Linked DNA regions of Homo sapiens: region 2 is linked to region 1. The links are chromatin loops, found by intact Hi-C in ENCODE. Cell type or tissue: IMR-90. All regions are shown on one strand. Each heading gives the region's core, and the rest is flanking DNA. Links, peaks and the distances in the headings are about the cores only.

Region 1 (13,000 bases), core at 4,967-12,966:
CCTCCTAGAATTTTCTTCCCATGGTTCTTCCTATAACTGGTCCTTCCCTGTCTTCTAAATCTCAGACCACATCACTATGGAAGGAAGAGGCCTTCCCTGAGCAGCTCATTCCTCCAGTGATGACTTTCCATTGGATCACCCTATTTGTTTCCTGCAGAGCATGTTCCACTACCCATAGTGATGCATGTATTGTGTATTGCCTGTTTCCTCCAACTCCTTGTGAGCTGCACAATGGCAGGGACCTGCTCTTTCTTGTTCATCTCTGTGCACCCCATTTCTAGAACAGTGCCCAGTACATAGGACAGGCTCAATAGAGTTGAAGAACACATGAATGGATCTCACTATTAGCTCTTCAAAAACAAAAGAGGCTCTCTTGAAGGTAATAAGTTCCCCATCAGTGGTAGGATGAACATGTGGTAGGCATATTGCAGAGGGGTCTGTGGCTCGATGGGATAGGAAGGAGGGATGGGCCAGATGACTCCGGGTCCCTGCCAGTGTTGGGGGCCACTTGTGTGTGGATGACTGCACACTCATGTGGCCCCCAGCACTGGCAGGGACCTGACCACAGTCAGAAGGCTTCATCCCAGACAGCCTTCTCTCGGGCACCAAAGATCAACATCCACAACCTCAGGCTGCACCATGGCCAGTCCCTGCTCCTGAAATGCAAGGGATGTTTTCTTGGTGCTGGTGAAATCTTGGGGATACAATTGAAGTTTTTTTAAAGCAAAGACTATAGATTCCAGGTCATACAGTTCAGACACAGGTTCAAACAAACATTTCATACTAATTCCTGGGTATTGGCATCAGAGAAACCCTAAGGGTTGAAATCCTGGCATGTTGACAACACATTCCGTCCTCTGTACCTCCCTTGTACCACCAGGGTCTCAGCATCTCATAAGAGCCTGTAAAATCCAGAGCCATTCCTTGGGTAGAGATTATGGGTTGGCTGAGGGAGCCACGAAGATTTTAAAATGTAAAACATGAACCCATAAATGCAGAAGGTCTCCCGTGTTTTCTAAAATCTGGCCAAAAGCTGAGCCACAGACAAGGAAATTGTCTGGTGTCCTTGCCAAAATGACAGTGTCACCAAATTGATAAACAAGTCTGGGATCGTTTTGAAGACAGCGATGATAGGAGACCACCAAGGGCTCAGGTTGGGGGCTGCTGAGACTGGCAAGATTTAGTTTCTCTAATTTTCAACCCAAAGCATTGATCTAATTCCTCACACAACCTATTGATAGTCATGAGTTTGCTGTTGCTGCTGCTGCTGCTGCTGCTGCTGCTGCTGCTGCTGTTTAAATGGAAAAGAAGAGTAGTAAGTGGTCATCTTCTCAGCGTCTGGTGCTGGTCCCGCCCACACACTGTGGCAGAGCAGACCCACCTGTTGTCACTGGGAAATGAGGGGCTGCAGGTACTGCCCTTAGACAATGGAGGTGGCCAAGGACGTTTGGGGACAGATTACAGGAAAGCTCAACAATTCCCTTCATGCTTTGGTGTTGAGCACTGGCCTCCTTTTTAAAAACAAAAGTGATTCAAAAAGGGGCACATTTTTTGTGCCTAACACCTCAGCATGAAAAAGTTTATCAACTACCTTTTCTTCTGAGACAAGAGAGGACTTTGTGAGCAGGGACAGGCCCTGAGAGACAGATTTTACTGAAGACAAACTGCCTGGGTCCTGCCTCATCACTGAAGCTGATGAAGACCAGCCAGGGGCCAGGGCAAGCCAGGACTGTGCCCTTCTAGCTCTTGGGCTCCCAAGCCGCCTGTGGCTTAATTCCAGTATTCTGACCCATTCTGCTACACGTCAGGTCCACACAAATTAAACAAAAAGCAGGGGAATGCTTGTGAGAACTTGGACTTGATATTTGGATCTTGGAGACTTCAAAACAAAAAGCACTGGTTCATTCAATAGCAGGGCAAATGTTTTGCCTGAATCCTTTGGGTCAGTAGATTTTAAACTCACCCATAGGGTCTTGGGGAGGAGGCTTGGCACACCCCTCCCCCTCACCAGAGCCTTCCAGATTGTATGAGTTTGCAAACTAAAGCTCCAGGAACTGGCCTCATTCAAAGCGACGCCATGGACCCTGCGTGCCATGCCCCAGGGCTCCACTCTCTTAATCAAGGCAGAGGGAACCTACTTACTACTCAAAACCAATTTTCTAACATAAAATGTTCACAGTTATTTTCTGATTGTGAAAATAAAAGATCTCAATGAGGAAAACAGGTAAGGCAGCAAAAGAAAGAAAACAGCCAAAGTGATAAGAATCCCGTCACCCAAAATAATCACTGAAAATATACCGATGCATTTCTACCTTGTACAATTTCTGATATATTCTGCCTTATAGAGGCTTCTGGACTGTCACTCCAACTTGGAATCAAATGGACCACTGAGAAACCCGTGGAAGACAGCAGGTCTAAGGAAATCACAAAGATTAGAAATGCATCCATGTGCACCCAACTCCTTCCTAGTGGGGGTGGGGGGTACCTTTGAGATGGTCTGTGATTCTACTTACCCCTCACTCTCTGTTCCCACTAGTCTGCCCTGCCCTCTGTCCCTCAACTACGCCAAGCTCCTTCCCTCCCCAGCGATCTTGCACTTGACGGTCCTTCTGTATGGAACCTCCCCGAGATGTTCATATGGCTGGCTCCTGGCCACTCCTCAAGGAGACCTTCCTTCACCACTGCAATCCCTCTTTATCCCATTACCCTGTCTTATATAGTTCTTACCATTGCCCCCAAATTCTCCATGTTTACTGACTGGTTTGTCCAGTAAAACATAAGCTCTTGTTCACTCTTGTAACCTTAGCACCTGCAATAGTCTCTGGTACACGAGAGTTGTTCAAGAAATAGTCCTGCATGAAAGATCAGAAGAGAAATGGAGAGACTCCCGAAGTGGGAAGTTCACATTTCAGGACGTGAGAAAACGCTGAAATTCCAAGATGAGGGGAAGAGAGATGGGAGGTGAGACTTAACAGAAGCAGGAGTGGATCATTCAGGTAGATTCCGATGGGCCTTGTTAAAGATTTTCATCTGAAGATTAAGACCAATGAACGGCCTCTGAAAGGTTTCAAAATGAGGAGTGATATAATTAGGTTTGTGCTTTTTTAAATATCAGCCTGGATTCCATATGAAAAATGAGTCACAGAGGAGCAAGAAAGGGTTCAGGCAAACTAGTTAGGAGGCTGCCCTGGCGCCTCTGACAAACGAGGAAGCAGCGTGACCACAGGTGGGCAACAGGCATTGGAACAATGGGGTGGCCTGAGGGACCCGTGACAATGCTGAGAAGAGAAAGAAGGAAACGCGTCAAGTCAAGGCAGACTCTAGATGTTTGGCTTGCTGGCTGGTGAAGCAGCATTCACTAAAATACTAGAAAGTGACAGAGGGGTTGAATTGGCAGAGGAAGATAAGGACTGTCTCTGGCCTAGTGACTTGGGGGCCTCTCTTAGATATCCCAAGGGAAGTGGCCAGGAGACAGCTGGATAAACAGGTCTGGGATTCAGAAGAGAGGTCTGGACTCATTAAATAATAATAAGATGGCCAGGCATGGTGGCTCACGCTTGTAATCTCAGCACTTTGGGAGGCTGAGGCAGGTGGATCACCTGAGGTCGGGAGTTCGAGACCAGCCTGACCAACATGGAGAAAGCCCGTCTCTACTAAAAATACAAAAAATTAGCCAAGCGTGGTGGCGCATGCCTGTAATCCCAGCTACCCGGGAGGCTGAGGCAGGAGAATTGCTTGAACCCGGGAAGCGGAGGTTGCAGTGAGCCAAGATGGCGCCACTGAACTCCAGCCTGGGCAACAAGAGTGAAACTCTGTCTCAATAATAATAATAAGACTTACTTATACCTGGAGAGGTGGTAGAAATAGAGAGAGAGAAGCCTCAACAGGTCCTAAAGTTTCTGAGAAGAGCCCATGTGAGAATGGTGGGGTGGCTGACAGAGCCCAGGATGCAGCAGAGATGGACTCTTTGAAGAATGCTGAAATAACTGGGACTTATGGAACTGCATAGGGCCCAACTGAGCTATTGCAAAAGAGTATGATTGGGTATGGGAGGGGATGGTCAAACCCTCAAGGAAAGTATTCCACACCAGGCTTACAGAGAGGTATTTGCTGCCAGGTTTCTATGATTTGAAAAGCCATGCTTCCCCCAAGGCCGAATGACTATATTTCTCAGCCTCTCTTGTAAATAGGTGTAGGTGTGACCATGTCACATTTCATTAAAAGAAAAGGAGATTCATTCTTCCCCACCTCCTTTCTCCACCCTACTGCTTGAATCATGGATGAGATGGCTGGAGCTCTAGCAGCCTTTTGTTTCCTGAAGATGACAGCCAAACCCAAGAGATGGCAAAGAAATGAGCTAGAAAGTGTCTGCATCTCTGACAATTTCATGGAACCTCCATACCTCTCTCAGGCTACCTACTTCCAGACTTCTTTGAAAAGAGAGAAAAATAAATGATCTTACTTAAGCCCCTATCATTTGAAGATGTTCTCTTATACACAATCAATCCTAATCCTAACCAGAACACTAGCCAACCAGTCTACCCCATCCCCTGCCTTGTTCTACCCTTACCTTAGGTCACAGGGAATATTCTCCTCCCCGTTGCCTGTATTGACTTAAATCCTGCCCATCCTTTGGAGGATGGATCAGATTCTACCTCCCACCAGAGATTTCCCATCCGCTTCCTCCCTGAACTCAGACGCTGTCTGCCTGCCTCCCTTTGGGCACCTGGCCTGCTCTGCCTTCCAAGGGAGTGATTCACCCTTCCATATCTATCTCCTGACTCTTCGACCAGGCTCGGGACCATCAAGGCAAGGCCCATGCATTCCAGATCCTTGTATTCCCTGGGCCGGAGAGGCACTGGATACAATATCATAACGAATATCCCCACACTAAGCCTCTCTTACCTCTGCCCACACGAGGCAGATAAGGAGGGGGTGCCAGAAAGTATACAAACACATTTAGAAAAACGAGAAGGCAGGCGGAGTCAAAGTCAGTTAGTTAAAAATCTAAAACTATTTCTAATATTAAGATGTAGCCTGGGGGCAAGATCTGGTGTGTCTCTTTCAAACTACACAACCTAGATGTTAGACTGCCTCATGGCACGATGCCAGGAGGCCCCATTCATGTAGAAAACAACATGAGTGGCAACCCCCAGAGAGAGGTGAAGTGTCATGGTCATGCACCAGAAAAATGAGTCCTTTCAGAAAAAAATACCAAGTCACATGGCGCAGTGGCTCACACCTCTAATCCCAGCACTTTGGGAGGTGAGGTGGGTGGATCTCCTGAGGTCAGGAGTTCGAGACCAGCCTGCCCAACATGATGAAACCCCTCTCTACTAAAAATACAAAAATTAGCCAGGCGTGGTGTTGGGCGCCTATAATCCCAGCTACTCGGGAGGCTGAGGCAGGAAAATCGCTTGAACCCAGGAGGTGGAGGTTGTAGTCAGCCGAGATTGCACCACTATTTATTTTTTCACACTTGCAACATATTCTTCACAAATCGATGTCAATAACAAATTACTTTTGATTACTTAACAAGTATTTTTTTTCAAATATACTTTCTAAGAGCAAATACAGACAAGTTAAATGGTTCGCAATGAGCATAGTTCATTTGTAAAGACAGTATAATGTTTTAAAAAGTACACATTTTTTTCAGCTTATTGTCTGCAGCCACAATTGTTAAACTCAATCAAAGAGGCCCTGGAGGATTCGCCACTTAAGGCTGAAGTCGTAGCAAGTGCTGCCACGTTGGGGAAGATAGCGGCAGAGATAACCACTACTGGGGAAGTGTAAATGGAAATTTCAAATTTAGATTAAGCCTGAGTGGCGTGAAAACAAACCCAGCATGTTCAGGTGCAGTGTCCAGATGTTTTCAAAATGCCCTGATTGTGAGAGCTGAGAAGGGAGATGTGGAAAACAGACACTCTGGGGTCCTCACGGAAAGCAACGAGGCAGATTTGAAACCCACACTAAGGAGGCATTGTAAATGAACTCAAGAACATGAGCTTGGCACAGAAGGAACAAGTTGAGAGATAAGAAGTTTCCTGATTAAAATAACCCTAGTGCCTCTTTGAGATCTGCTTCTAGCACCAACTGACAGCTATTTCCAACGGCAGAAGACACCAAATGTCAATCTGTAACATGCTACAGGTCAATATTGCTTTCTTTCCTGCAGATGGTTTAAGCACAACTTAGCAACTCCTCTGCCGCCTCGTTTCTGCTGAAACTTCGCCGGGTTTTAACACGCCTGCCAAAACTGCCCCCTTCCGGGCCCAAGAGTCCAGGATTCTGTGCCAAGCCGCGTGGCCAGATGCCACTTGGGGATGGCGCCTGTGAGCACCAAAGCCTGCCCTTTTCGGGCTGAGTCACTACTTGTAACCACCAGGTGTCAGTAGCGAGTACGGAGACTCCCATCCGGAGTGCTCCGGGAACTTCAGCCAGACCCTAAAGGGGGAGAAACCGGATGCTGTGGCTTTGGGGACAAGCAGTGCTACGGTCACATTCTCAGGCACTCATGAGTATTTCATTTACTCAGTTGCCAACTCACCATGCAAACCCACCACGTAATTTCTGGGATGGCTTTAATTCAATGCCTTTCACACACTCAGAGACAAGATTAAGCACTGTTCTCACTCCAATAGGACTGGGACCTTTTCTCTGCTCCCTCCCCAACCCAGAAGGTAAAAACATAAAGCAGGGTTTTCTACTCCTTGCGTATCTTCTCCATGTAAATTACCAAATTATTATTTTAGCAGTTTCTATTTGTACTGTGGTTCAAGGAATTTGGTTTATAATGCTTCAGCTGGGGACATGCTTGGGTATTACTGGGTACTGAGCTGTAAGAGGGAAAGTCCAGCAAAGCAACTGGATTATGCAAAGCCAGGACCAAAGGCCACTTCACTGCCTGTTTTACTGAACTGGATCTAAACTGGTTTCTCTCGTCTGGTGTAGCATCTTGAACATATATACTGGATCTATGAGTAGCTCCAGCAACATTTAAAGCTGTATTTCCGTGGCCTTTTAAACCCAGGATGTTAGGAAAGCTCTGCTGTATCTCTAGGTCCTTCCAGCCTGAGGACACATCTTCTGGAACAAAAGATCATGTGGATCCAGGTCCACGGGCTCTTAACATCAATCGCTATGGCCTACCCAGCCACCAAAACAGCTCATCCTGTTTACCTCCACCTGTCTGCATCCAAACACACAGGGCTCCTGGCTGGGTGTTCCTTTCCCTCTGGGTGCCTTGGGTACCTAGTTGGTGCTTCTGCTGCCAATTATCCCTTAATTTGACCCTCATGAAGCCTGGCTTCCATATCTCACAAGCAAAGATGCTGAGGACAGAGGAGAAATACGATCTTCTGGATTAAGGACCCCAAGGCTTAGCTTAGGGTTTTGCAAATAGCTTCAAGTCCCCATCTTGCAACAAGGAAACATTCAAAGGTTTTGATGCTAGGTGGCATCACTGAGGCCCAAGACCTGGAAAGGCAGCCAGTCTTGTGTCCATGTAACTGACGGTGCAGTGAGCTAGCCCCACTGTCACTGCAGCAGAAAGGGGCAGGACATTTCTGAATAGAGACAGCCACCAAACCAAAGATACACGTTTGATCCAATGTCCCAAGGGGGTCTGCCAAAGGCTTAGCTATCATACCACCTTCACAGCTCCCAGGTCGATATTTTTTTCAATCACAAAAAGCATTATCCTAAGTGATCAGGAGGGCACTAAGGGCATGTCTCTAGGTAGAGTGAATCACAATGATGCCCAGGATCTCAGCTTCCCCAGCGAGATCACCACCCCTCCCATTTTCCCTGGACTCATGGCTCCCTGTCACATCCCACCCCACCCCAGCAACGACATTCTGGCTTGTGTCTTCCAATAAGCGTTTCCAGCTCTGGGCTGAGAAACGTGTTACAGGCGTCTGAGGACAAGCTCATGGAGCACAAAACCAGCCTCACCGTTTGGTGATGATGAGAAACAGTGGTGGACATTTCCTGAGGAAGAGGTGCTACAGTTCTGCCAGAGATCAGTTGCGTGTCCATTGCCCACGATCCATTGCTAGAGAGAATCAGATAGATATCCTGAGTCAGGGAGGGAGGGAGGAGTGAAGGAAAAGGGGAAGGAGAAAGGCCCAGGGATGGCGAAAAGCACCCGCATCCACCTAGCCACACCGCCCACCCCTGCATGGTAAGAGCCAACGTTTTATGACTTAAAAGCACCTTGTAAATGGAGAAGTTCCACATGCACACAGAAACGATTATGTGCAGAGATGTTTACTATAGTAGAAGGAGCCATGAACTCAACCTTAGACACCTGCATTCAAGCCTTCTCTCCTCCCAGCATCTCGGGATCATTCCCCAAGCCCGCCTCTCTCAGTCTATTTCCTTGTTTATAGCTCCTATCAGTCTGATATCATCATCACCAGGCACAATGGAGATACTGTGAAGATGCTTGTAAATGTTAAACTAAGTCACAAATCCCCAACATAATTATTTCTCACAGAGACTAGAAAATCATGCTTACAGGCCGGGCACGGTGGCTCACACCTGTAATCCCAGCACTTTGGGAGGCAGAGGTGGGCGGATCATGAGGTCAGGAGTTTGAGACAAGCCTGGCCAACATAGTGAAACCCCGTCTCTACTAAAAATACAAAAAAAAAAAAAATTAGCCAGGCGTGGTGGCGGGCACCTGTAATCCCAGGCTGAGGCAGGAGAATGGCTTGAACCCGGAAGGCAGAGGTTGCAGTAAGCCAAGATCATGGCACTGCACTCCAGCCCGGGTGACAGGCTGGAGACTCCATCTCAAAAAAAAAAAAAAAAAGAAAAGAAAAGAAAAGAAAACGAAAAAGAAAATCATGCTTACAATGTGCCTTAAATTAAGAAGTGAAAGCCACCACTGGAAAACTGCCTGAATGTCTGCTCATCTTCATCGCCAAGAAAATAACTTTAAGATCTAATGGGCTGGACAGTTTTGTAACAGAAGTTACTCTGATGGCCTGTTCCTACCAGTGGAAGCTTTACTAACAATGTGTTGTGTTCATGCCATAAAGCCGACATGGGACCTGTGAACTCTTTTCCAGAAAAGCCCATTTTAACTTTCCAATTTCAAGTCCTAAAAGGGTGTTTTATAAATTAATTCACCCATCTGACTATGGTTTGGAGAAAAAAAAATCATAAATACTCCTCTTCTTCAACGAGGCTGCATCAAGAAAAAAAAAAGTTAAACAATCTTGTCAAATGAAGGTCGGGGACCCTAGATCGGCTCTGAAGTTACTTGGCTTAAATAGAGACCTGCGCAGCTAACCCAGCCCAGCGCTCGCTTGGTTCCTATCACTGAATCTGCTCTCGTTTTCTCAAAGCAACTGGAAGGGGGCAGATTGCCAGAAACTTCCCTGGGACGTCTGAGACTTCCAACTGTCTGCAAATAACACAGTCCTGAACCAGCAGGAGCACGGGCTGGGAACCCAGATGGGGAAGGGCGGGCCGCGCAGGGAGCCTCCCCGCCAGGCACTCACGCTGACGATCGTGGAGACGAACAGCAGCACCAGCACCGCGACGTGGAGGACGATGATACTCAGCAACAGGAGGAGCATTCTGGCGGCAAGTTCTGCTCAGCGGAGTTTCTGCCTGCGAGGAGAGCGCTGGGCGTGAGGCCGAACGCACTGGGCCGAGCGACGGAGGCGCGCGCAGAGGGAGGGTCCCGCGCACTAGCGGAAGGCCCGGCCTGGCCCAGCGCCCGCAGCCCGACCGCCCGCGCGGGTCAGGAGCCTTCGCGCCGCCTGCCGCCGAGAGGGGGCAGCAGCCGCCTGCAGGACCAGCGCCCAGTGCCCAGCGCCCAGCCGGGCCCGCCTGCAACGGAACATCTTTTGCTTTTGGAAACAAAACAAGCGGTTCGCACGTCTAAAACCACCCAGGGAACGGAGGGGTTTCCAGAAAATATGAGCAGAGGCCACTGCACGCTTCCACCCACCCCAAGCACCTCCCGGCGACCTCCCTGGAAGGTGAGAGGTCACGTTCTCCGAGACCCCGGTTCAGATGGTGAATTCCCCTATGGGGTGGAGGTAGGGGTGAGGGGAGTAGGTGCCCAGATTTCCGTCTGAGACCTGGAGACAGCCGTGGCATGCGGTGGGGGAGACAGCGGCGAGGAGGCTGGTTTCCCAGACCCCAGTGCTCTCCGCATTCCGTTTGTCTCCAAGTTTCCACCCAACTCTGCCAGCGTAGAGGAACGGTCCTGGCCCCAGCTCAGCCTCGCGCAGACTCTGGCGGCTCCGGAGAGGTGGTGCAGAGCCAGAGTAGTGTGGAAAGAAAAGAATGGCTCGAGAGGGTTGCCCGGACCCTGCGCTTCCCGTCCACCGCGCGCTTCCCCAGGCAGCCCCTGGGGTCAGGGGGCATTCTGCTCTTGCGCTAGACCCACGTGCTCGCCTAGGGGTCCAGTCTGCACCCCAGGCACTCAAAGCCAGGACACGAACCCCAACAAGCCTGAGCTCCGGTCTGGGTGCGGTGGGACAGGAGCCCAGGAGCCTGGACCGAAGGGAGTAGATGTCCAGCGGACGGGAGAGAGAGACAGAGGGTAAAAGGCTGAGTCCGAGAATTTCAGCCGGTCAGAGCCGGCAGGACATTTATCCCAAGTAATGCGGTCCTCGCCCCTCATTTTAAACTTTGGGGGAACTGAAGGCTGGGATGACCTGTTAGAGGACATGCATGGCTGTGAAAGATCTGGCTGAGACTCTGGGGACCATTTTAGGCAGAGTCTTGGGCCAGGGAGACAACGTTTCAATAACCCAGTTTGGAAAGTACCCAATCCCAGGCCCCTCTGTTCCTCTCCACAAGCATCACATTCAAAGAAACTCTGGAATGCACTGGAAGAAATAAACAAGGATTTCTGATGACTCCCAGAGGGTTTGAATTAAGCCGATGGCAGGAGGCTGGGAACTGGGGAACCACAGGAGTCCAACACTCTCGGGATGTCCGCCACAGGGACTGTTTTGCCAGTGTGTCCCAGAGTCAACGCCTCTTCAGCAAGGCGAGAACTGGGCCGCCCTTATCCGCTATCCAGACACCAGCACCATCACCCTTGCCCTGTAAGGTCTTATAGACCATAAAGGCTCTCCTCGTTGTATTACTCCAAGACCCATTGGAGGGAAACAGGACACACAGGGGACCCTGTGCCCCTAAACAGAAGCCCCAGGGAGCTGGCCAAAGCCCCGCGCCTGCGCTGCGCTTTCTGGCACCCTCACTGGAAGATGCCCACATTTCTCCTCCATCTCCTTCACTCTCCCCACCAAATCACTTACAGCCCAAAGGAACAGCTGTCCCGATCCTCAGGGTGGCCTCAAACACAAACTCGGGTGCGTTGGCTCCGCTGCTGGCGCCGCCAAAGCTGCGCTGCGGGGCTGCGCGCGCGCGAAGCAAGGGGGCAGTGGGAGGCTCCTGGCGTTCCCCTTTAACGGGAACAACGCCCTGTTTGCGTCGCTGCAGTAGGGTGTGTCCCTGGGTCAGCGTGTGCGGGAGGGCGGGACTCAGGGAGGAGAGGGGGCAGGAGAGAGGGAGGGCAGGAGACAGTCACTTGGCCTTAAATGCGCCTCAAGAAAAAGTCGGTCCCTGCAAAACCGCGGCGACTTTTACTCGAAACCAGAGGCGGCTGAGCTTTCTCACCTCCCACCTCCCTTCTCCCCTGGCCCCGTGGAGACCTAGTGTTGACCGAGAAACTGGCTCCTCAGCCCACTCTGGGAAGACCCAGCCAAATGTAGCTCAGCGGATGCCCAGGGCTGGGCTTCTGGGCCCGCCGACGCCGACCGCGCCCGCGCGGGGCTGAGGCTGGATTCCTTTCCCACTAATAGAGGGCAGCGGGCGCTTGAGCGCTGGAAGAAGTCCCTCTCCTCTCGGGTCCTGGAGCCCCTGCCCTGTCCTGGCGTCTTAGCCGGACACACCTGCCCCGCGCCGGTCCCCGCTATTACTGTCTGCACCTACGAAGCATGCCAGCTTCCTAGGATTGGCGGGGATTGATCTAGCGGGCTCCTCTTGGGTGCGAATTAGGGGAAGAAAAGTCCGGCCGACTACTGGATAGCATGGTCTGGGATTGGGCTCCTCCTAGCCTAGGCAAAACCAGACTACCACCGAATAAGCTCTAGGCAAAGTGTTCCTGCAGCAGTCGGGCTTGGCTGTCAGCCTTGGCTGGAGTCCTGGCCATGGGGTTTGGCGGGCGGGTGCGAGGTGGCCATTTGAGGTGGGGTTGGAGCAGCCAAGGAAATCAGCTGATTCATAGCCTCCTAACGTGGCCCGCCCAGCGTTACAGGGAGAGAGGCTAGCCCCCTTCAGTCTCGGCTTGGCAGAGGCGCGCCCAACTGAGACTCCCGTGCGCAGGCCAGCCTTGAGGCACGGGACAGGGAGCAGGAATGTGGATGTTAAAGGTTTCTGCCTGAAAATGCAGCAGTTCACGCACGCGCGCGCACACACACACACACACACACTTCCCTACCTCTAGTGTACTGTGTCATAGAAGCTCATCACTCTCAATGATTCAAATAATTCTATATTATTTTACGATTTGAAAGGAGCTGCTATTTTAGCTAATTGTATATTCTTACGGTAAGTAAAAATAAATTTGAAAAAGATCTTCAAACAATGATCTTTTTAAAACTATCGTGTTATCAGATTAAAATGAAGTGTACTTGTAAACACTGCATTTACAGTGCCCGTTATATGCCAAGCACTTTGCCTGGACTTTATATGCATGGTCTGTGAGAGGCAGTATGGTGCAGTGGTTAGGCACTCTGGCTCTGGGCTCCAACAAACCTAATCACCCTGCTTACTTTTGTTGTGAATTTGGGCAATTTCTCAAGTTCACTGAGCTTCAGTTTTCTCAGGTGCAAAAGGAAATAGTAATGCCTGCTTTAAAGGTTTATGGTGGTGATTGAAGGAGACAATATGTACAAAGCAGTTAACATCGTGTCTGCAACATAATAAGGGCCCAGTGCCCAAATTGCCACCACTATTATTATATCAC
Region 2 (16,476 bases), core at 8,300-16,299, 390 kb after region 1:
AAGTGCTGGGATTACAGGTGTTATTACAGGTGGGATTACGTCCAGCCTACATTCTCATTTTTATGCCAACTTTTCCGTTGCCTGTTGGCTTCCTTGAGGTTAGGTAGCTGGACAGAGCTGGGAGCAAAGAAGCTGTGGTAACAGGATTAAGGAAGAGCGGGGATGGTAGACTTTATCCAAATTCTTCCAGCCCACACCAAGAAAAGCTTTTAGACAGGTGACGGTGTTGAGAAGCCAGGGCAGCAGGAGAGGCGATTTGGGAAACCTGAGGCTATCTGGTTTTGTGGCTCCCTCCGGAGCCCTGTTGTCCAGAGCTGGCCCTCACCCTTGGGAGGAGGAATAGTAGCACCTTAACCAGCTGCTCAGAAAGACTGCAGGTGGGGACAATAGTAGAGAAGGAGGCAGGCAGAGAATGGGCTCTGGACTGTGGATGGGAGGCTCAGAGCACTGTCTGAAATGAAGACCTGAGAACCAGGAAAGCTACCTGGGCCCCACCCAGGCCCCCCAAGTGGCAAACCTGCTGCCTGGGGCTCTGCCAGGTATAGGCTCTGCAGCCCTCTGACACTTCACCTCTCTCCCTCTTCCCACTCTCCTGAGAATGAGGACCCTCTGCTGCTAGCCTGGTCACTCTTCCAATTATATAACAATAATCATAAAAACAACCAACATGTAGTAAGTTCTTACTATGTGCCAGGCACTTTTCTCCTAGCAACCCTAAAAGGTAGGTACTATTAGGGTCTCCATTTCTTAGATAAGGAAACTAAGACAGTGATAAATGGACTGATTTGCCCAAGATCACACAGCCAAGGTTTGAACCAAGACTGTCTGTCTCTGGAGTCCATCCCTTTGACCACCATTCCACACTGCCTCAAAATAGGGCCCAGGGTTGGGGATCCATGTGCCTGCAGTATAGCACTGAGCTGGCACAGCCTGACCTCTCCCTCTGGGCCCTGGCACATTCACTAGGATGAGCTGGGGAGGTACAATGGGAGTTCAGCTGAGCTTTCAGCCCATGGGCTGTGGCTGTGTGGGGGTTGCAGGGAAGGACCTTTAAGTTCAGCCCATTAAACAGAAGCCCTCCCAAGACCAGATGAGAGACAGGGCTTAGCCCCTTGTTCACTGTGGGCACCAGTTAGGGTAACATCCTATGCCCATAATGGACTATAAATACACAGGCTGCTGCTGAGCAGGCGACCAAGAGGGAAAGAGGCCAAGACTCCCAGCAATTCCTGAACCAACTGTTTACAGGTGTTGCCTCCTTGACATTGCAAACACTGTAAATTCTGATATATTAATCATTACTAGATTTAAATCTAAAAGCCAAATTACATTTCCATATGGCAAAGAAGTAATGATGAAGAAATCTACCTCAGAAGACAGGAGAGTTTTGCTTATAACCATTTGGGAGCGGGGGCAAATGGTGGTGATGGTGTTTGATCCAGGCTCTGCATTAGCTAACGTGTCCTAGTTCCCCGGCTTACTCACCCTTCATGCCCACTCAGGCTCCAGGTAGCCAGGCTCTAGGAGTCACAGAGGCCACAGAGTGCTCCCTGCCTGTACTGCCCGCTCCCGATGACCTCCAGAAAGCAGGAGCAGGACACAGCATGGGAACCAGCATGAGGGTGTTGTGGGAAAGGAGCAGAATCCTGTCTACAATTATGACCTGTAAGTTCCTCATAGAAGCACGATACCATGAGGCTAAGAGGATGAGACTAAAGACAAACTCAGGATCCAAATCCTCACCCCCGGCCCCAACTGAGGCCATCCTGAGAAAGGATAGTGGAAGGGAGGTGTCAGATGATATTGGTGGATTGAGGTTGACTTCTGCTGTGGCCTGGCCCTCATTCCTAAACCCTCCCATTGAGAAACACTTCTTTCTTGCATGTAAATGTAATGTGCAAAGGGCATTACTTACCATGAAAATGATGACAAGCAGAAACAGTACAGAGAGGAGAGGCCTCAATACATTCAAGGAGCCAGCAGGTAATGGTTTAAAGATTTGAGGATGGTGTACATGCCTATCAATATACTGAGTCATTCTTAAGTCAAGGGAGCAACAACTCTAGGTTCTCACATTCCATCAATCTAGATGGCCCTAGACAAGTATTGTCATCTCTCCATGTCTTCATGCCCCTTGTGCATGGTAGCTATTGTAATAACTACCTCCCCTGGTCATCATGTACTTATGAGAACTGAGGAGGGATCAAAGTGTCTGAAAATTAAAGAGCTGGGAAACACAAGACCCTCCATGTGGTTCTACAGGTTATCTTGAGCCTGGAAATCCATTATCTCTGAAGGTTTATAAGGCTTTAAAGGGATAATTCTCTTTCTTCCTTTAATAAGATATTGTGGGTAAGAAAGAGGTGTTTCATCCTTCAGTAGCTAGTTGGTTGTAAACACCCAGGAGGTGAAAATTAAGTTGAAATGAATACATGCATTAGGGGTAGATGAATGGATGGATGGATGATGGATGGAATCATTTATTCTCAGGATATAAAGATGACAATGCTGATTCACTTCCATAGGGTAGGTGTTTTGCATTCTCTCTTTTTTTGAAACAGAGTCTTACTCTGTTACCCAGGCTGGAGTACAATGGTGCAAACTCAGCTCACTGCAGCCTCCACCTCCTGAGTTCAAGCAATTCTCCTGCCTCAGCCTCCTGAGTAACTGGGACTACAGGTGTGCACCACCATGCCTGGCTAATTTTTGTATTTTTTAGTAGAGTCAGGGTTTCACCGTGTTGGCCAGACTGGTCTCGAACTCCTGACCTCAAGTGATCCACCCACTTCAGCCTCTCAAAGTGTTGGGATTACAGGTGTGAGCCACTGTGCCCGGCCTGTTTTGCATTCTCTTCTGAGTGGTGGTTACTGGCTTGCCACTGATGAGAGGCATTTGTAGAACTCCTCAGAATCCACTTGGAGACCATTTACTGCCTACTTAGCCTGGCACACCATGGCCTTCTCAAATACCATCAGTAATCCTGAGTTCTCAACTCCTTTTTTCCAGCTGCCAGGTCATAGGACTGGTGAGACTCACATGCAGAACACCCTCATATAATGGAAGAAGCCAAGATAACGTATAGTTTTTGGACCTCTGACTAAACTCCCAGCCCCCCACACACATACACCCTGTCAAGACAGCATAAGCAAATGTAGAAATAAGAATGTTGTTATTACAGGATTAGTCTTGGTTCTAATTTATATTATTAAAAAGCAAATCACTTGCCAGGTTTAAAACTTAAACTAATTTCATAACAAATCCTGACATCAAGGTGAGGCTACCGCATGGTGTAGTCAACTGTACCTACAATTCTCATTTGTGGAGAAACCCCAAGGAACCTACAGGAATGGAGGCTAGGCATGCAGTACCACGTCCCACACCCTCACAGGCCTGGCTGACCCAGGCTGGTCTTACCAGAACAGACTTTTGGTTAGCCTGGAGCCTGGAGATGGCATTTTCATTCAACTTGAGTTTCCGCTCCAAGTCTAACTGGGTGCACTGGAGTTCAGCCTAAAAGTGGAAAGCAGAGAATTAAGGAGGAAGGAGCCCAATGCACACAGAAGGACACGGGCACTCTCCAGCCCTGACATCCCCGCCCTTCTTCCCTGGAAAGAAGTTTAACTTCTGTGGCTGATCTCAGAAACCAGCCGGGAGGCACGAAGGGTTGGCGGTGAGCCCGTGCCCTCCTGGGGCTGCAGTCAGCATGAGTCAGCGAAAATACAGTGAGCACGGATGCCGTGCTGCTCACCATTTCAAGCATTTTGTGGATTACCCCACACCATCCTTGCCATACCCATACTAGCTGTAAACCAGAAATAAAATCCTAAACCCCCAACAATCTGAATGGATCCCTCCTCTCAGCAAAGGGCATTCCAAAGTTAACCTGAAAAACCAGTTCAGGCCATGATGGGAAGGGAGGTCAGACATGGCTCATTATAACTTCCTCCCTTTTGGAATTACTGATACAGCAGACTCTTTCAGTCTGATTAGAAACATTTACAATCTGTTCTCTCCAAAACCTCCTCCCTGGAGGCTTTACCCACATGATAAAACCTTGGTTTCCACCACCTCTTATCTTAACCCAGACATTCCTAAGTCTTTAGACAATAACTTGACTCTTTCAACCAACTGCCAATCAGAAAATCTTTGAATCTACCTATGACCCGGAAGCCCTGGTTTCCAGTTGTCCCACCTTTCCAGACCAAACCAAATTACATCTTACATGTATTTGATTGATGTCTCATGTCTCCCTAAAATGTATACTAGGCTGTACCCCAACCACCTTGGGCACATGTTCTCAGGGTCTCCTGAGAGCTGTGTCACAGACCATTGGTCACTCATATTTGGCTCAGGATGAATATCTTCAAATATGTTACAGAGTTTGACTCCTTTTGTCAACATAGGTAAACATGATTATTATTTCAAAGGTACAGGTGATAAAATCATGTTTCCAAGTTCATCAATGGAGTTGAGCCTAGGCTGACCCCACAAGAGCCAAACAGGGAGTGTAGGGTTGGAGCCAGATGGCCAAGTGGGAAGTCTACATTTTTTTACTTAGCAGTTGAGACTTTGGCCAAATTTACTTATGAATAGGAAAAACAAACTTTCTTTGTCTTATAGTCACACAACACAGAACACTTTCATAACTAAAACGTGTGGGTTTTTTTCCACATGAAGCCATTCTCCAACAACAGCTGGGTGTCCTAAGATGTAACTCAATTCTGACACTCCCTACTTGGAGATGGAAGAGATGCACGGGGCAAGGGATGTGGGAGGGAAGTGACACCTCCGTGCCCTCTCCAGTGCAGGGTGCACACCCTCCATGGACTTCCACCCCTTCAGCAATCCAGAAGCTCCCGGAAGCCCAGCCCTTTGGGTTTGTGTCTTTGTTTATTTTGAGATGGAGTCTCGCTCTGTCTCCCAGGCTGGAGTGCAGTGGCGCGATCTCGACTCACTGCAACCTCTGTCTCCTGGGTTCAAGCAATTCTCCTGCTTCAGCCTCCCGAGGAGCTGGGACTACAGGTATGTGCCACCACACCTGGCTAATTTTTTTGTATTTTTAGTAGAGACAGGGTTTCACCATGTTGGTCAGGCTGGTCTTGAACTCCTGACCTCAAATGATCTGCCTCCACCTCGGCCTCCCAAAATGCTGGGATTATAGGTGTGAACCACCGCGCCTGATGCCTTTTGGGTTTATATGGAGGCTTCATGATGTAGGCATGATTGATTACATCACTGGCCATTGGTGATCCTCTCAACCTTCAGCCTCACTTCCCTCCCTGGAGGAGATCAGGGAGATGGGGCTGAAAGTCAAACCCTTTCATCATAGGGTTGGCTCCTTTGGCAACTAGCCCCCATCCTGAGGCTCTCGGGAGCCCCCTCAGCCACCCAGTCATCTCACTGGCATTCAGACACTTACCACTTCAGAGAGTCTGGGGGTTCTAAGAGCTGTCGGGTGCCAGGAAATGGGGGCAGAGACCAAACCTAAGTTTTTGTTGTTGTTGTTGTTGTTCTTTGTTTGTTTTTTGAGATGGAGTCTCACACTGTCGTCCAGGCTGGAGTGCAATGGTGCAATCTTGGCTCACTACAACCTCCACCTCCCGGGTTCATGCGATTCTCCTGCCTCAGCCTCCTGAGTAGCTGGGATTACAGATACACACCGCCACACCCGGTTAATTTTTGTATTTTTAGTAGAGACAGGGTTTCACTATGTTGGCCAGACTGGTCTGGAACTCCTGACCTTGTGATCCGCCTGCCTTGGCCTCCCAAACTGTTGGGATTACAGGCATGAGCCACCGTGCCTGGCCTGTTTCTTATTTCACAACTTAATATCTCTAAACTTCCATTTCTTCACCTGTGAGATGGGGCTCAGTAAAGTGTTTGCTTCATAGGATTAGGAAAGAATGGACTAACGAGATAACGTATGTCAATAAGAACTTTGTATAGTACCAGGGACATTATTAATGAGCTCCATAAATGTCAGTGGGTGCCAGCATCGTCATCATCATCATTATTACTCCTGCTACCATGGCTGCTTTCCATTCATGTTCTGTATTCGAAGGCAGAGCCAGCCCTCCCAGCCCAGGCAAGTGCCTGCCCAAAAACCTCAGGTTTGCCTGCTTTGGCCCCAGCTTCAATCTTGCCTCCTGGGATGCACTAAACACCTTCTGCCAAGAGGTGTGCCAAGGCGCACTTAAGCCTTTGCAAACCTCAAAGACCCTGTCACTTTCCTACTTCCACAAGGGCAATATACAAAAAGAAAAAGAAAAAAAAAAAAGAATCGCTTTCACTGCTTAATAGCTTCTGTCTGCATTTAAAGCTGCGAGTCATTATGCCCTAATAGAACTCAGAGAGCATAAACTGTCTCTCCATTCTCCACTGAAGACTGGGGGAATTCCAGGCCCCCTGGGGAGGGAAGCAGCTGCAGGCAGAGGACTCGCCTCTCCAGGACACTGCAGAAGGCAGGAAATGTTTGCTCAGGCTCCAGGTCACTGAGAGTGGAGCTGAGGGGGCCCCAGTGACCTCTCACCCTTGATACCTGAGACGTGATGCCTGGGAGTGGGGAGTGGGGGTGGATCTGGCCTATTTGGGGGCAATCCTGGAATCTTGAACTATGAAAAAGGCTTACACAGTGACCCATTCCAGGGGAGAGAAAAGGAACATGAGCTGCTTGTTTAAAGGTGGTGGAAGACACATCAGAACACACCCTAGCAACAGGCTCCTACAACACGGCATCTAAACAGCAGGGACAGAAGAATGTGTTGAAGCAGTCGGCAGCAGCGGGGCCATAGGGAGGTACCCAGGGAGCATCGAGAGTGAGGGGCTTCTCTCTGCTATTTGCAGACTACCATAAAAGGAGAGAAAAGGACTCCTTAAGTACATAATCGGGGACTTTCCTGACTGAGTCACCCCAAGAAAAGGCACTCCCAGTTACCTCAAAAGGTGGAACCACTTTGAAAGACTTGTTTCTCCAGTTATTCCTGTTCCTTGAAAATGATGGGGTGCCTCAGACACTGGCTTCAGGGTTTCCCAAGAGGTCAGCCACACACACATCTCAGGTCAGGGTGGGCCCTGCCCAGAAGCGGGACTGTGGTGCCCATGAGCACAGAAAGTTCTGGAAGGCAGGGCACACAGAGCTCTGCCTGCTTCAGCAAGACAATGACAGATGTGTCAAAGGCACACTATTTGGAGTCCGAAATATTTTGGGACCTGCCACTTGCTGGCCATATAGGCTTTGTCAAGTCATTCAAGCCATTTAGCTTCTCATCTGGTGCAAGACTACCTAAATATGCTAACAGAAGGGTTCCTTCTGCTACAGGGCAAAGGTGGCACACAAAGAGTGGCAGCCAGGTCATGTTAGAGATGAAAAATAGAAAGAACAGGGAGAGTGGGAAGAGAGAAGAAAATCCCAGACTGTGCCAGTTCCTTTGTATTCCAAGCACACAGGGTTAGCCTTTCTAGAGAAGGAAGAACTAGAGTCCACCTGGACGCTGACTGCATGCCTCGGTCAGCTGCTCAGAATTCACCATAGTACATATGGCCAGCTCAGTCACATAGGACACACACTGCCCCCTCTCAAAATACTTACAGCCTGGGAGAATAAGAAAAACAAGTTACGTAATACTGAGTCCTGGGCATTCCCCAAAATGGCTGAAATAAATTCTTTTTTTTTTTTTTTGAGATGGAGTCTTGCTCTGTCACCCAGGCTGGAGTGCAATGGCGCGATCTCGGTTCACTGCAACCTCCACCTCCCAGGTTCAAGCGATTCTCCTGCCTCAGCCTCCTGAGTAGTTGGGATTATAGGCGCCTGCTACTGTGCCAGGCTAATTTTTGTATTTTTTTTTTTTAGTAGAGACAAGGTTTCACCATGGGTCAGGCTGGTCTCAAACTCCTGACCTCAGGTGATCCACCCGCCTCGGCCTGCCAAAGTGCTGGGATTACAGGCGTGAGCCACCGCGCCCGGCCCAAGTAATTCCTTTCCCAAGTGGCCACATACACCTATCATCCACCTTTCGGCTGCCAGCAAACAGGCTGTGAGTGATGCCAGTTAACCGCTCCCCAGATGAGCGTGGATACTTTTGGCTCTAGATACTTGGCTCTTGCTCACCATGGAGACTGTGTCTGCAGCCAGCATCCAGTCCTGAACTTTCTGGGACTGATGCTGAGGTTCAGCATCGTGGCCTGGCATTAATGTTCTCCAAAGATCTAGGACAAGGCTCAGCTCAGGTCTTCCTGCCTTAGGAACCTGCACTGACCTCGCTCCCAGGGTTGGTTCCAAAGGTGCAGTAATTGCACCGTGCCAGCCTCTTGGCACTCTGTGGAGTTAGGGTATGTGCCTTGGCTTCCTGATTAGAGTCCAAGCTCCTGGAGGCTAGACAGTGCAGCCCAGCACTTAGCGATAGGAAGCACTCAGTAACATTTGATACGCTTGAGGAACATGAAAGAACCATACCTGCTTCATGGGTCAGAACAAACAGGAAAGGCAGTCATAGAAGGAGTCCAGATTTCATACACACACACACACACACACACACACACACACACAGTCTCATTTCTACATAGCAAGCCTGAGATTCAGAGAAGGTGAGAAGACTTGGCAGCCAGCAGGCAAGATCAGCTGCTCTTAAAACCAAAGGGGGCCGGGCGTGGTGGCTCACGCCTGTAATCCCAGCACTTTGGGAGGCCGAGGCAGGGGGATCACCAGGTCAGGAGATCGAGACCATCCTGGCTAACACGGTGAAACCCCATCTCTATTAAATATACAAAAAAATTAGCCGGGCGTGGTGGCGAGCACCTGTAGTCCCAGCTACTCGGGAGGCTGAGGCAGGAGAATGGCATGAACCCGGGAGGCAGAGCTTGCAGTGAGCCGAGATTGCACCGCTGCACTCCAGCCTGGGTGACAGAGCGAGACTCCGTCTCAAAAAAAAAAAAAAACAAAAAACAAACAAACAAACAAACAAAAAAACACAAAGGGGCCTGGAGATGCTGGTCTGGGGTAAAGGGAAGTGCTGAGGTCCCCATGAAAAATAGCTGGGCTCTGGAAGCTCAGCAGGAGAGAAAAGATAATCAAAGAACACCCACCTCTCAAAGCACACAGTGTCTGCCCACTGATATGGCTAGAAACCATAGGAGCTTCAAAAAGGGTTCACTTGGTTAACTGAGAAATTAGTCATTCTGTGGATCCTAAGCAGGATCTCAGCCACTTTGTGTCTTCATGGCTGACCCTGCTGTTTGCAGTTTCCTATACACAGCATGCCTGTCCGAGTAATTAGCCCTTCGCATGACCCAAAGTGACCTTCAGCGAGTAACTCTAGCAGGCCTGGGCTAGCTGAAGGGACTACTGGGCTTCCGGAGCCTTAGTTATGTCTGATGACTTTCAAAATCATCCTGGTGGAGGCTTTAGCCTCGTCAAGGTACTGTGTCTTCTAGGCTGGTCTCCTGGGCTCCCTGCAAGAAACCTTTTGGCTTCTAAGATTTGGACAAGCCACCTAGAGTGTGGCTACACTTACAGAGTAAACTTGCTCTCCGAGCTGAAAACAAGGACACAGGACAAGGACACAGAAAGGACAAGAGCTCTTTTAAGCAGACCAGAAAGCAGAGGGGTCTGGGGAATGGGGTTTTAGCACTGTACCTAAAGCCATGTTGCTTTTCAGCCCCAAACTGCCCTCAAGCCCATTCCTCAGTTGTCCTCATTTTACCTTATACACTTCTCTCCTAGGATGTCTGAATTCAGAGTTCTGCGCGTGCTCTACACAACTCCTCCTGCTTGGAATTGCAATTACCCCACATCTCTCTAATACATTAGGTGCCCTGTTTTTAAAATTTATATTGTATCTCTGTTGGTACAGGCATAGAACATTTCTGCAAGGAAATAAGAAAGTGTAGACAGTATTAGCCTTCGAGGAGAAAACGGAGGTTTGGTGATCTGGGATGGACTGGAGACCCTCCTTTCCTAGTAAAATTGATTGCACTGTTTGATGGAGATTATTATTATTATTTGAGATGGAGTCTCGCTCTGTCACCAGGCTGGAGTGAAGTGGCACGATCTCGGCTCACTGCAACCTCCGCCTCCCAGGTTCAAGTGATTCTCCTACTGCAGCCTCCCTAGCAGCTGGGACTACAGTCGCCCGCCACCACACCCAGCTAATTTTTTGTATTTTTAGTAGAGACAGAGTTTCACCGTGTTAGCCAGGATGGTCTCGATCTCCTGCCCTCATGATCTGCCTGCCTCGGCCTCCCAAAGTGCTGGGATTACAGGTGTCAGTCACCGTGCCCGGCTGGTGGAGATTATTTTTTAACATCTTCATGCATCACTTTTCCAGTTAAAAATAATAAAATTCTTGTATATGTGTGGCAGGTTTTGGTGCAAAAAAAGAGGATAATATTGTGATTTTTGTGTCCTTTCTTCATGTCCCTCCAGTAGGATGGCTTTCCAGAGGCTTCCATTCCTCACTCCGTGACTTAATCGACTATGAGCTTGGACAAGTGTGGTGGAGATAATGAGGATATGAGATAACTTCATAGTTATTTGAAGATTGGGTGAGAAAATCCACAAAAAGCATTCAGCACATGGCAATACTCAGTGAAGGCTATTTTCCTCAACTACAGGAGCTTTTTCCTTTGATCTATTTCTTGATCTACCTGTCCTCCTGATGGGACACTCCCTACCCTGGGAACACTGGAAACAGTTTGGCAAGTGGCTTCCCGGGCCGGAAACAGTGACTCATTGGCATCTGGAATACAGAGGTTTCCAGAACAATCCCACTAGCACCAGCTAAAATCTATGTCTAGGGATTGGCAGAGAGGAGGGGCCCTGGCAAGTAGACCCCCTTTCCTAGAAACCTCTTTCCTTTGATGCCAGGGAACATTTGCCAAGAAATGGCCATAGGTCTGCCACCTGCACTCAGTGTCAACAGGGAACTTCCTTGATGATTAATGTAGGAAATGTGGGGCAAACGTCAACTACACTTCCCGACTGAAAACTAAAAGTGTTCGCTGAAAGTCAAAGTAGAAGGAAAAAAGCATATGAGGTGCCAAACCAATTTCCAGGAACTTCTCCAGGATCTAGCTTTAGGCAAAGAAAAACGACTTGTTCTAGAAACAGTTTCCTTATCCGATGGAAATAAAATGACAGGCTATGAGCATGATGTTTCTTAGTCTCTCCTGATACCTCCATCTGGTGAGGAACTTTTATTATCCCTAAGCCACCTGTGACATTATACCTGGACCTAAGTTTCAAATTCTCTGCTATCTTAGCACTTTTCAAGCTCTTAGATTTCCTGTTATCTCCAGAGGGGCCCATTCTACTGGTCTCTTGTTTGAGAAAAAGAGAAACTGGGAGAAAGAGTTGTTCTTTTCTCTTGAATTTCTGCCAAGGTTTTATTTCATTAATTGACAATGGATGTGCCATGCAGATCCAGCCACAGGGACATATCACCGCCCTAAGCCCCCACAACTTCTGCACCCTCCACCCAAACACACATCACCAAAAGCTGTATAAGGCACAGCAGGAAACTAGCAAGAAGGAGGAGAGACAGACACAGACAGAGATCGCACAGAGACAGTGGGACAGAGATGGGGACGGAGCAACCTACTCCACACAGTTTCCAAAACCAAGTGCAATGTATATTTACACTGACCCAGCAGGCAGACGCTGAAGCTAGTCTTTTTCAGGTATGCTCAGAGCATAGTAGTGGCGTCAGTGGACCTAGCAGCTGCAGCCAGCTGGGCACACCATCCCCCACCGCCCTCTCCCAAATGGATGAATGGTCCCCAAGCACTCACCTCCTTGTCCCTGCGGGCTGCATCCAGGGAGACTATGGTGTGGCCACTGTGCTCCTGGCAACAGTCCTGGCAGATGCACTGCTGATCAGGGCAGCAGAAGGCAGACAGTGGGCTGTGGTGGGCAGGGCAGTATCGCCAGTTGTGGTCCTTCACTGGCTCGGTCAGCAGGTGGCTTTGCAGTTTGATGTTCACCTGATGCGGCTGCAAGTGCTCTTCACAGTAATTCACCATGCAGGTTAGACAGGACTTCACTGCCTTCACTCTTCTGGTGTCATCAAGGCAGAAGTCACACAGGACCTCTTTCCCCTCACCAGCAGGATCCCCCTGCTCTGCAGAGTCGCTGTCCTGTTCCTCCGTCTCCCTGCCAAGCTTCTCCGAGGAGCCCACGTCCTCTTCTTCCACTGGGCTGGCTGACCCAGAATCTGGGCTGGGTGACCCAGAGTCTGGGCTGAGAGGGGCTGGGGGCTGAGCAGTGGCCCTGGGCAGTGGCCCTGGAGCCATTAGATCCAACTCAGCCATCTGGGAGGCTCTGCTCCTAGGCTGTCTTTCTTCTGTCCCTTGGCCCAGGATCTGTGCAGCCCAAGTCAGACAAGAGAACCACGCCTAGATGATTGCAGCTGCTGCAAGATTTTAACTGTTTCCTCCCTCCCAGAGGAAGCTCGGCCACTCATTACTGTGTGCTGGCGCTGGATGGCAGCCAGATGCGATGACGACAAGGCAGCTAGAGTACTCAGGCTCAGGACAGCCGGCTCAGGCTCAGGCTGCCTCCCCAGGTCCAGCCCTGAAACTTCTATTCTTATGTGAATCATCTGAACCCCATAGGCTCTGCTGAAGACCACGTGTCTCTGTGCCTGCTCTGGAAAGGACAGAAGATTCCTGAGCTCTGTTATAAGCCTGTGTGGCTTTGTGTGGTCTGACAAGCGACATTTTTTTTTGTTTTCATTTTTAAAGAGAAGTAAAATGTAAGGACTTCAACACCAGGACAGCCATTCATCTACTCCCATCTCATAGAACTGGACATGAGGCAGCTAGGAATAGGATGCATGTTTCTTTTCTTTTCTTTTTTTTTTTTTTTGAGACAGAGTCTCACTCTGTCACCCAGGCTGGAGTGCAGTGGTGTGATCTCGGCTCACTGCAACCTCCGCCCTCCGAGTTCAAGTGATTCTCCTGCCTCAGCCTCCCGAGTAGCTGGGATTACAGGCACCTGCCACCGTGCCCGGCTAATTTCTTTTTTTTTTTTTTGTATTTTTAGTAGAGACGGGGTTTCACCATCTTGGCCAGGCTGGTCTTGAACCCCTGATCTCGTGATCCACCCGCCTCGGCCTCCCAAAGTGCTAGGATTACAGGTGAGCCACGGTGCCCACCTTTTTTTTTTTTTTTTTTTTTTTTTTGAGACACAGTCTCACTCTGTCGCCCAGGCTGGAGTGCAGTGTGGGATCTTGGCTCACTGCAACCTCCGCCTCCTGGGTTTGTGATTCTTCTGCCTCAGCCTCCTGAGTAGCTGGGATTACAGGCACCCACCACCACGCCTGGCTCATTTTTGTATTATTAGTAGAGACAGTGTTTCACCATGTTGGCCAGGCTGGTCTCGAACCCTTGACCTCAGGTGATCTGCCTGCCTGGGCTTCCCAATGTGCTGGGATTACAGGCATGAGCCACTGTGCCCAGCCAGGATGCATACTTCTGATGCTGACTTTTCCATATCATCTTCCTGAACATTCCAGTAATGTCCGTCACACTCGTGGAGATGAACATCACGTGGGTACTCAGTGGAGATCAGGAGGGTCAGGGAAGACTTGTCTCCTTCCACAGAATGCTCCCTTCAGGTTAACAGCCCTTTTGCCCACTTAACGAAACATTCCTAGACATGGTGTTATAGTTGAGACACTTGTTCCCACAAACCTCATGCTGAGATTTGATCCCCAATACTGGAGGTGGGGCCTGGTGGGAGGTGTTTGGGTCATAGGGGTGGATCCCTCATGAACGGCTCGGTGCCATCCCCACAGTGATGAGTGAGTTCTCGTTCTATCAATATTAGCTGCCACAAGATCTGATTGTTAAAAAAGAGCCTGGCACCACCCCCTCTCTTAATTCCTCTCTCTCCATGTGACCTGCCCACTCCAGCTCCCCTACCCCTTCCACTGTGGATGGAAGCGGCCTGAGGCCCTCACCAGAAGCAGATGCCAGCACCATGCTTCTTGTACAGCCTGCAAAACCGTGAGCCAAAAGATCTGTTTTCTTTATACGTTACCCCCACCCCCTCAGGTATTCCTTTACAGCAACACAAACACAGTAAGACGCATGGTGTGTGAGCTTGCCAGGGCTGCCATAGCAAAGAACCATACACTGGTTGGCTTCAACAACAGAAACTCATTTCCTCACAGTTCTAGAAGCTGGATCAAGTCACTGGCAGGGATGCTTTCTTCTGAGGCCTCTCTCCTTGGCTTGCAGATGGCTTCTCCTATGTCTTCACATGGTCTTCCCTTTGTACGTATCTGTGTCCTAATCTCCTCTTCTTATAAGAACACCAGTAAGACTAGATTAGGGCCCACCCTCAATTACCTGTTTAAAGACTTTCTCCCCAAATACAGTCACATCTGAGGTATTAAGGGCAAAGATTTCAACATACACATTTGTAGGGGAAGGAGACACAATTCAGCCCGTAACACACGGTCAGGGCATGAGCTTGGAAGCCTCTAGCTCCTTAGAAGAAAGAGGCTGCGAGGCATGACCCCTGGACGGGGGTACACAGTGTACCCAGCGTTTGCAGATGGATACAAAGGAATCCAGGATTATTCCAGGGTACCTGAACCCCAAATTCTAGAGCTTTCTACAGTTTTCCCTGGGATTATTTAATCAGATACATTTGAACTCAAATGAATTTGGAAGGCGAATGGAAGAGAGAGAGATTGGGTGGAGGGGGAGGGGTCAGATCCACCTAGCCCCAGGGATCAGGCATTAGGATGGTTCCAAGATATTACACTCCCTATGGCTCTGCATCCCTGCGGTGAGTTCTATAGGATTTGGATTAAACTAAATAAACACAGGGATGTTTCTTGTCACTGACTAGTACTTTTCAGAAATCCGAGAGACCTAGTGACTACTCAGAGTTAGAAGGCACCGAAGACTTTACAAATTCATTCCAGACACAGTGCTGTTTATTTTCAACCACGCATAGAATACGCATAAGTAGCCCTTTTTAGCGATGTAACGTTTCCTCACTGTCCCTGTCCTGACTGCCCTCTTCCACTGCTGAAGACCCTCAGGAGAGGTTTCCTTCTTTCTGATCCTGGCCAGGGTCAGAAACATGCATCCTATTCCTAGCTGCCTCAGGTCCAGTTCTACTGGAAAAGGAATTAAAAGAAATTAAAGAACGTGTAAGCAAAAATTCATTGTATGTAAGAAAACCCAATTCCCCCTGAGGAAGAGAAAGAGCTGAAGTCCTTTAAAAATTAACTGCTTGTTTTTCTGTGGCCAGTGAGCCTTTTCTCTCCCTTTCCCAGGCATTGTGAAGACGCTGTTTCTCTAGCTCTGCAGCTGCAAGGTCACTAGGCAGATAAACTCAAGTTGTAAAACATGTTTTTTCCTTGAAAAGTAAGAAATGATGTAATGCATGTCTTAATTGAATAACTGTCTTTGTTTCTCGCTTCTGTAATATGCTTCCCCCTGCACAGATCTCCCCCTGCCCCATAAAATGCTTAAAAGGTAACCAGACTATTTGTTCGGGCTCAGTCTTTTTGGATGTTAATCTGACTGGGCCAGTGCACCTAAATAATAAATAATAAGTATCCTCCTCAATCCCTTGGTCTCTTTGATTCCTTAATTATCCCACAGCACTATGAGATGGGGAAAGATGAATAGCTGTCCCGTCATTGAAGTCCTTATATTTTGAGTCCTTTTTAAAAATTGAAAAAAAAAAATGTAGCTTGTCAGAGACCACACAAAGCCATACAGGCTTCTGTCAGAGCTCTGGAATTTAATTTCATGGTTTTCATGTCTCCAGCCAGGAGGACTGGCTTCTCCCAGTCCAGACCATTGTCAGTGTTTTCTCCAGTATTAATGGACAGGTGGCTTTCCTTTTAATCCCTTTTTCAGAGTGACCTGGTACTGGAGGCTGAACTGGTCCACCCGCATACCATAGGGCCTCTGATCTCTCTGAGAATGGGGAAGAAAAGGTAGTTGCCCTGCCTGGCCCTTTCTACAGCTTCAGTAGAAATCAGAAGGCATACATCCTGCTTGGGTTTCCACGTGGCTCACTTCTTCCTCATTCCTTCCCTCCCTATCTCATTCCCACCCTTTCTTCTCTCATGAATTGTTTCATACCTGCTTCTCTATGGCTAACCCTTTTAGAGCAGTTCATGGGAGTGCTCAGCCCTTCATCAATGCCCCACTGAAGTCCTGAGCTAGCAGACATTCCACAGTGGTGTGGAAAACAGGAAATGGGAATGTGGGCCCTAGCCTGGCCTGTGCCAATCATTTGATCTCTCTCTTTTTTTTTTTTTGAGACGGAGTATCGCTCTGTCGCCCAGGCTGGAGTTCAGTGGCATGATCTCGGCTCACTGCAAGCTCTGCCTCCCGGGTTCATGCCATTCTCCTGCCTCAGCCTCCCGAGTAGCTGGGACTACACGCACCCACCACCATGCCTGGTTAATTTTTTGTATTTTTAGTAGAGACGGGGTTTCACCGTGTTAG

Evidence for each region. A loop is a pair of places that touch in the nucleus more often than their neighbours do. Peaks named below come from ENCODE experiments on the same cell type or tissue, not always from the same donor. Only the 100,000 strongest peaks of a DNase experiment are listed, where the experiment ranks them.
Region 2: it touches region 1 in a loop (4-fold over the local background); 3 of 110 quality-filtered maps call a loop at or near these places.

The regions. Positions count from the first base shown.
Region 1 is chr17:15,251,141-15,264,140 of GRCh38, forward strand. It overlaps PMP22 (peripheral myelin protein 22), which reads right to left. Exons shown (of 5, transcript NM_000304.4): 2 at 9,510-9,621; 3 at 7,954-8,053. The coding sequence starts at 9,587. It overlaps LOC124903931 (a long non-coding RNA gene), which reads left to right and starts at 9,819. Exons shown (of 2, transcript XR_007065632.1): 1 at 9,819-9,995. MIR4731 (microRNA 4731) reads right to left here and starts at 556; the gene lies at 487-556. RefSeq lists a silencer at 9,752-9,871. In IMR-90, for the core only: CTCF peaks have their summits at 6,382 (motif pointing right), 9,797 (motif pointing right), 10,249 and 11,395; DNase peaks (open chromatin) are centred at 9,391, 9,751, 11,491, 12,191 and 2 weaker places; H3K4me3 peaks cover 3,511 bases; H3K27ac peaks cover 3,439 bases.
Region 2 is chr17:15,639,307-15,655,782 of GRCh38, forward strand. TRIM16 (tripartite motif containing 16) reads right to left here. Exons shown (of 12, transcript NM_001348119.1): 7 at 11,785-12,640; 8 at 3,415-3,510. The coding sequence starts at 12,303. Among named protein-coding and RNA genes, the nearest start is that of FBXW10B, 28 kb to the left of the region's middle. RefSeq lists enhancers at 3,024-3,610, 3,611-4,197, 5,042-5,857, 6,672-6,761, 11,603-12,552. In IMR-90, for the core only: no CTCF peak of the experiment used is centred there; a DNase peak (open chromatin) is centred at 12,515; H3K4me3 peaks cover 2,418 bases; H3K27ac peaks cover 1,074 bases.